2 separate regions of the Mus musculus genome follow, and region 1 is linked to region 2. A link is a loop called in an ENCODE intact Hi-C map of the cell type or tissue named here. Cell type or tissue: left cerebral cortex. All regions are shown on one strand. Links, peaks and the distances in the headings refer to the core of each region. The heading gives the core; the rest is flanking DNA. Region 1 has its middle 45 kb from the start of Gm25388. Region 2 holds the start of LOC105244150.

What was found. Peaks named below come from ENCODE experiments on the same cell type or tissue, not always from the same donor. Only the 100,000 strongest peaks of a DNase experiment are listed, where the experiment ranks them.
Region 1: a loop joins it to region 2, with 3 times the contacts of the local background. A loop is called at or near these places in 6 of 42 quality-filtered maps.

What each region holds. Positions count from the first base shown.
Region 1 is chr2:57,697,447-57,700,356 of GRCm38, forward strand. No RefSeq gene overlaps it. Among named protein-coding and RNA genes, the nearest start is that of Gm25388, 45 kb to the left of the region's middle. In left cerebral cortex, for the core only: a CTCF peak has its summit at 1,556 (motif pointing left); a DNase peak (open chromatin) is centred at 1,499; H3K4me3 peaks cover 384 bases.
Region 2 is chr2:57,122,729-57,125,638 of GRCm38, forward strand. It overlaps LOC105244150, which reads right to left and starts at 1,966. Exons shown (of 3, transcript XM_017319363.1): 1 at 1,880-1,966; 2 at 1,380-1,586; 3 at 606-1,278. The coding sequence starts at 1,966. The coding sequence ends at 802. It also overlaps a transcript of Nr4a2 not described here. In left cerebral cortex, for the core only: a CTCF peak has its summit at 1,607; DNase peaks (open chromatin) are centred at 1,145 and 1,486; H3K4me3 peaks cover 1,629 bases; H3K27ac peaks cover 575 bases.

The sequences.
Region 1 (2,910 bases), core at 194-2,693, 570 kb after region 2:
AAAGAAAATACAATCTTGGGTTCAGAAACCTGCAAGACAGTTATTATTCTTTTAATAATGTAGACTGTCTCATGTACATACACGGAGAGTTGTAGGGGAAGGAAGCAGAAATGAGACTGTGGGCTTTAACTCAGAGGAAATGAAAGCACAGAGCCACTGTAAACGAAGTCAATGTTAAATAAGGATTTCCTGGGAGCGCCTACAGCAGCCATGGCTTGCTTTGGGTTTTATTGATGTCCCAAGGATGATAGATTCTACTTAAATCTTTGAAGCCCAGTTAAATATAAGAACACGAGGCACTTTAGAAACTGAAAAACACCATTAGGCTCTTCTAAGCCCTCCACTTCCTTCAAGAATTTATCACTCTGAACCTAGTTCTTTTTTTTTTTTTTTTTTTTGTTTAATTTATTTTTTAGTTTTAATGATGATGAGGTTTATACCTTTTTTTTGATTTTTGGTTCTGATAAAATGACTAGTGACAGCTTTGTAGAAAATGAGATCAGTGTTATTTAATGCTCAAGAAAAATGTCTACAGCCTTTTCTTTTTAATAAACTTTAAACATGAATCACTAATAAAAACAAAAGCAAGATTAGTGTTATACATAAGGGTAAACATGTATATGTAGGGAAATGAGCTAGGAGGTGTTTTAAACGTGGAAGCAGGTTGCTCTAGTGGCAATGTACCGCAGGGACTTAAGAGAGCAAAAGCACTCTCCAGAGAGTCCCTTCTTTCACCAAAAACACCCCAGGAATTCTCCTCCTCTAACAAGCCGTCCAGGGAAGAGCTAAATTGTACTTTCCAAGAAACAATCAGATCACAAGTCTTTAAAGGAGCGACAAAATAAATAAAATACATAAAACCCTAAAGCAGAAGCAGGATAAGGTTAAGACACGCCATCCTTTTTAAAGAAAAGAACTAACACCAATTTAGCATCTTCCTGAAGAAAGCAAGTTTTTCATAAAGGCCTGAATTGACAGGGGGTTGAACAAAACCAACCCGAGACTCCACAAAAGAAACCGACTGCCAGTTAACCAGTTATCATCTGCATCCTGGTATTAGTTTCCACTCATGTCTTAGCTAATAGAACAAGGGCTAATTTTCAAGTAAGTTTCCTGAAAACAATTTCCCCCACCCCCGACTTTGGCTTTTCTGTTTGGTTACCCGTGGAGAGCAAGAATAGACACTTTGCTGACCGAATGTTTGGGAATAGGAGGATAGTAGACACGCCTTTCAACATTTCATAAAGCAGGCTGTTTTTCCTCTTGTCTATCAATGGCATAGAGAAAAGAGCAGAATTACAGAGACAGCTTTTCCGCCCGCGTGTGCCAGTCACGCATGGAGTGAAAGGCATTACCCTTTAAACAATTTGGGAGTGGATGGCGTTAATAGGTAGGACAGATAGTTACAAAGTCCAGATTAACTACAAAGCGCAGAGACATGTGCAAACTTGTTATGCGGTGAAAGGGAACAGACAGAGGCGATTATTTACCATTCTGGGGACCCAGTTGGAGCAGAGCGAGGAGGTTCCGCACAGCAACATTGCCCTCTTTTGGTAAAACAGGGCATACTGTGTTTACCTCACTGGCAGGTGAAAGCATTTCTTCAGGACACAGAAATTTTCCACTGCAAGAAAAATGACACAAACTAACCCAAAACAGAGCATGGAGCAAGAAGGAGATGACTTCTGTGTCTAGAAAACTGACAACAATCTCAACAGTAAAGAGCCGACGGGACGTGCTAACAAAGAAACCTCGAGACCCCAGTCTTTCTGTGGTCCCTTTTCAGCGACAGGGGGATTATTTACTCCTTAATTTATCCTTGACAGCTTCAAGTCTTCTCCAATAAAATCAGAATCATGTAGGAGTCAGATTGTGACCAAATAAAGCAAGCGCTAATTCTTTTGAAGCCCACCCCCTTCCCCTCTTATGCTTCAATATGCAGTCTGTCCTCAGGCAGCGGGAGCTGAAGTCACTCAATAGAGCCCTTTAGTCAGCAAGCATTTTGTGCTTTCTGGTTCTAAGGACTCTGCAGTGATTTAGAGCAGTGAAGGAAAGGGGGCTTGATTACATCAACAAAGGGAGAAGGCGCTGCCAAGGCAAGAAATAAAGTTAACCTAATTACTTTTACTCAAGTTGAAGGCACCCTCACCACTCTATCAATAAGAATAATTTCAGCCTTGTCACTGCTTCTAATCTTCTTTCTGTTGTAAGTTAGAGGATGGCTCTTGCCAAACCCTTATTATAGGAATTTTCTAATTAAAACTTTAGGTATATAGAGATACCCACCACAAATGCAGATGGGCTGAGCCAGTTTAGAACGGTGTGCTATTCTCTCTCCAGGACTCTACATCACCGTCCTTGCTAAAACATTTGTGAGGGATGACACCTGTCTTTTATTGATCCTGGTCCTTTTAGGGGCCAGGTCAAAGCAAGGTCATTATGTTTCTTTAATAGTTTTTGAGAACATTGACTTCACAAAAGAGGGAGAATACTAACTCCTGTTTTTCATTTGTTTGTTTATTACTCCCTAAATATAATACCAGGTAAGACGACAATGCTTCTCTGAAAGTGAAAAGTTAACTGTAAACTAAGTAATTCCATTCTTGAGATGTCCTTTTCAGCTTTTTTTTTTCCACCCTCTTTTCACTCTTGTGGCTTAGAAAGTCCACATCACTATATTAGGACCATTTTCAAAGCAGAGATTTTAAAAAAAAAAAATTAAAATTTAATGCTTACCTCAAATTTTCTTGATTTATGTGCAAGAAAAAAAAAACAAAAACAAAAACAAATAAACGACCCCCCCCCCAATGTGTGACTTACTACAGTAGCTGAGAACAGTTCTAAATAAAACTTCCAAGGAACCACTTTGAGGTTCTTTTCAACCAATTTGGACTGCCTTAAGTCAGCCAA
Region 2 (2,910 bases), core at 256-2,755:
AAGTTGTGTTTTCCACCTCTCCACACCTCACCTGTTAGTAGGTAGAATGGCAATTTCCAAGATCAGTTTTGTTAAACTTTATCAATTATGCATGTCTATAGATGGAAGAGGGTGGAGGAAGAAGATGCAGAAACCGATTTTTACTGCCAGAATGATGTGATAGGGTCCCTCAGACTACCAATAGTTGATTATAGAATTTGAAATGTAGCTCTGTAACTCAATTTATACCACAGCAATCGGGCGATGCTATCTTCCTGTTGTTATAACGCATCAGGTCAAGGGATATAAATTGTACCAGGTAATTCATTTTGCTGTTCAGAGAGTCATTAGGTTCCTCCCAGAATATATATGATTGATATCCCTAGAGGTGAAAGGCTAAAGGAACCATATGGCAACATGTTGCATTCCGTATGTTATCTGCCCATCCGTGCTTAAGCTGCCATTAGCAACATCTGTACCTTACAGAAATCCAGCTGCGCCGACGACGGCTGACGAAATTGTACTGGGTGGGGGGTGGGGGGTGGGGGGGGGAGGGAAGATCTAGCTTAGCGCCATTAACTCCAGACTTAGAGTCTATCTACCAGGACGAATGGAAGCCTTCACAATTAGAGGAGACAACACAAATGCTTTATTAAAGTTTAATTCTGAACTCCCAATTAGCGAAAGTGCGTTACAAATCGATTGCAATTTCCTAGAAGACGCAGCAAAGTTCTCCGCAGCCTGCTTGCCTGCCACGTGCGAGGGGCTGCGGAGCAGCCGGAAGGACCGGGCTCAAGGCTGGCCTCCGGGGCCAACAAGTCCCTAAAAGTACCTGCCAGGGCGACAGTGGGGCTCGGGAGAGCCAGGGTGGGAGTCGGAGGGCCTCCGGATCGGGGAAACACGGGGAAGGAGTGGCCCGGGAGGGTTTAGGGAGGAGGGCGACAGGGTGCCCGTGTCGCGCCGGCCTCTCTGGACTGGTCTCATTGAAGTTTCTCTCCCGCTCTGGCGCTCCACACCCACTTCGGCTTCCTGCCCCGGCGCGGGCCACCGCGGGGACAGAAGTCGGGGAAGGGCCGCCCCCGGGCCTCCCGGAGCCCCCAGCCCGGTCCAATACACGTTACCTGCCCAGCGCTCCCGGCCCCAGGTCGCCGAGTCCCCGGGCGCGGAGTGGTCGAGCAGCCCAGCTCCAGCTCGTCCTGCAGTCCGGGCGCGCGGCAGGGAGAGCGGACCGCCGAGCTGAGCCCCGGGGCGGAGGCCGTGGCTGAGGCCCGCCACCCCCGCGGGGGGCGCGGGGCCGAGGGCGGGGGGCTGCCGAGCGGCCCGCGGAGGCCCCGGAGGCGCGCGCTCCGGTTCATTGTCGCCGCCCGCGCGCACCCCGCGCCCTCGGCCCCGCGGCCAAGCGCGTCAGCGGCCCCGTCAGCCCGGCCGGGCTCCGTGACGCGTGCAGCCGGCGCTATAAATAACCCGCCGCCCGCCCGGGCGCCCTGCCAGTGACGCCGGCCTGGCGGGAGGAGCGGCCGCGGAAACAATGACCCACCGCGCCCTGCCGCCAGGCCGCAGGCCCAGCCCTCCGCGCTCCCCGCCCGATGGAGGGGCTGCCCCACCCTCTAGCCGCAGAGCGCCAACCGGGACACCCCTGGCTCAACTCCTCTGCAAGTTCCAACCAAGTTGATTTTAAACGTTTCGACGCTTCTCCACCCCAACTCCCTCTCCACTACAAAGTCCAGTGTACTTTGGGGATAGGAAATTGTCAGTGAAAACCCCCAAATAAAGAAGAACTTGGCGTCTTAAATGTCTGCCCGAGCTACTTTTAAGCCACTGTGCCCCCCGAGGGTCCAGAAGAAGCAGCGAGGCCTGGGTTCCAGGACTCACCATCTCAGCCCCACTGTCCTTTCTTTACATCTTTGTGGCCTTCAGGATGGCGCAACCTGTTGTGATCTTCCAAGTCTGGTCCTTTGGCCGTTGGAAGTCCAGTCAAGGCTGCCATCTAAAGGGGCTTTCTCTGCAGGTAAATATTTCTGCAGACTTCCATTGCCATCTCCATCTTCAGGCGTTTCTGTCACAACACTCCCTGACGCGTGTCTTATTCATCAAGGTTCCCGTAGATGAATGAAGATCAGCTACTCTGCTGGAATTATCAATTATCAGTCGATTGAGACTGTATTCATTTTGCATTAATATTGATTGCATGTTCACATGTGTGTGCAAATGCGCTCACCTGCCATGGGCGCTGTCGTGGAAGTTACTTGATAACTTTTGGGTGTCTCTCTTCTGCGGTTTTGATTCTGAGTAGCCAACTCTTGTGGTCATCTCTCTGGCCCCTAAGACACTGTTTCCTCTGAGCCAAATGCCTCAGGCATAGGAACTCTACACTCTGGGGTGCTGATACATAGAAAATTTGCAGATCTAACCAGGAAGGTGAAGTGATGAGGCGTGGCCAGTGAATTACACGGGGTACAGAAACAGTTCTTAGTCAGAAATCAAGGCAAACTGGCATAGTGACCCATCACTGGGCTGGAAGTGGGAAGATCAGGAAGTTTGAATATTATGTCTTCGCTGGACTCTTACGTACCATTTTCTATTTGTACATTTTCCCCAAAAGTAAATATATTAGTACCACTTGAAGAAAGGAACCGAGCATATACCATTGCAGTTATTTAAGAGAGGAGAATGAAGGCCACCGTTGTTTCCTTTCCATGCTGGTAGCTGTGTTCACGTCTGATGCTATCCCAGGCCCTTGCAAAACCACTTTCTCGTGAGAGAAATGGGCAGATTATGCGTTATAAAGTATACTCGGACCATTTTCTCCTATTTTGTCCCAATCTCTTTTTCCCCTGGAAAGGAAATAAATTCTCTAGCTAACGCCTCAGCAGTGTTCTCACTGACCTTCCTAGACAATCGAAAAGAATGTGCCTCATCTCCTGTCTTCAG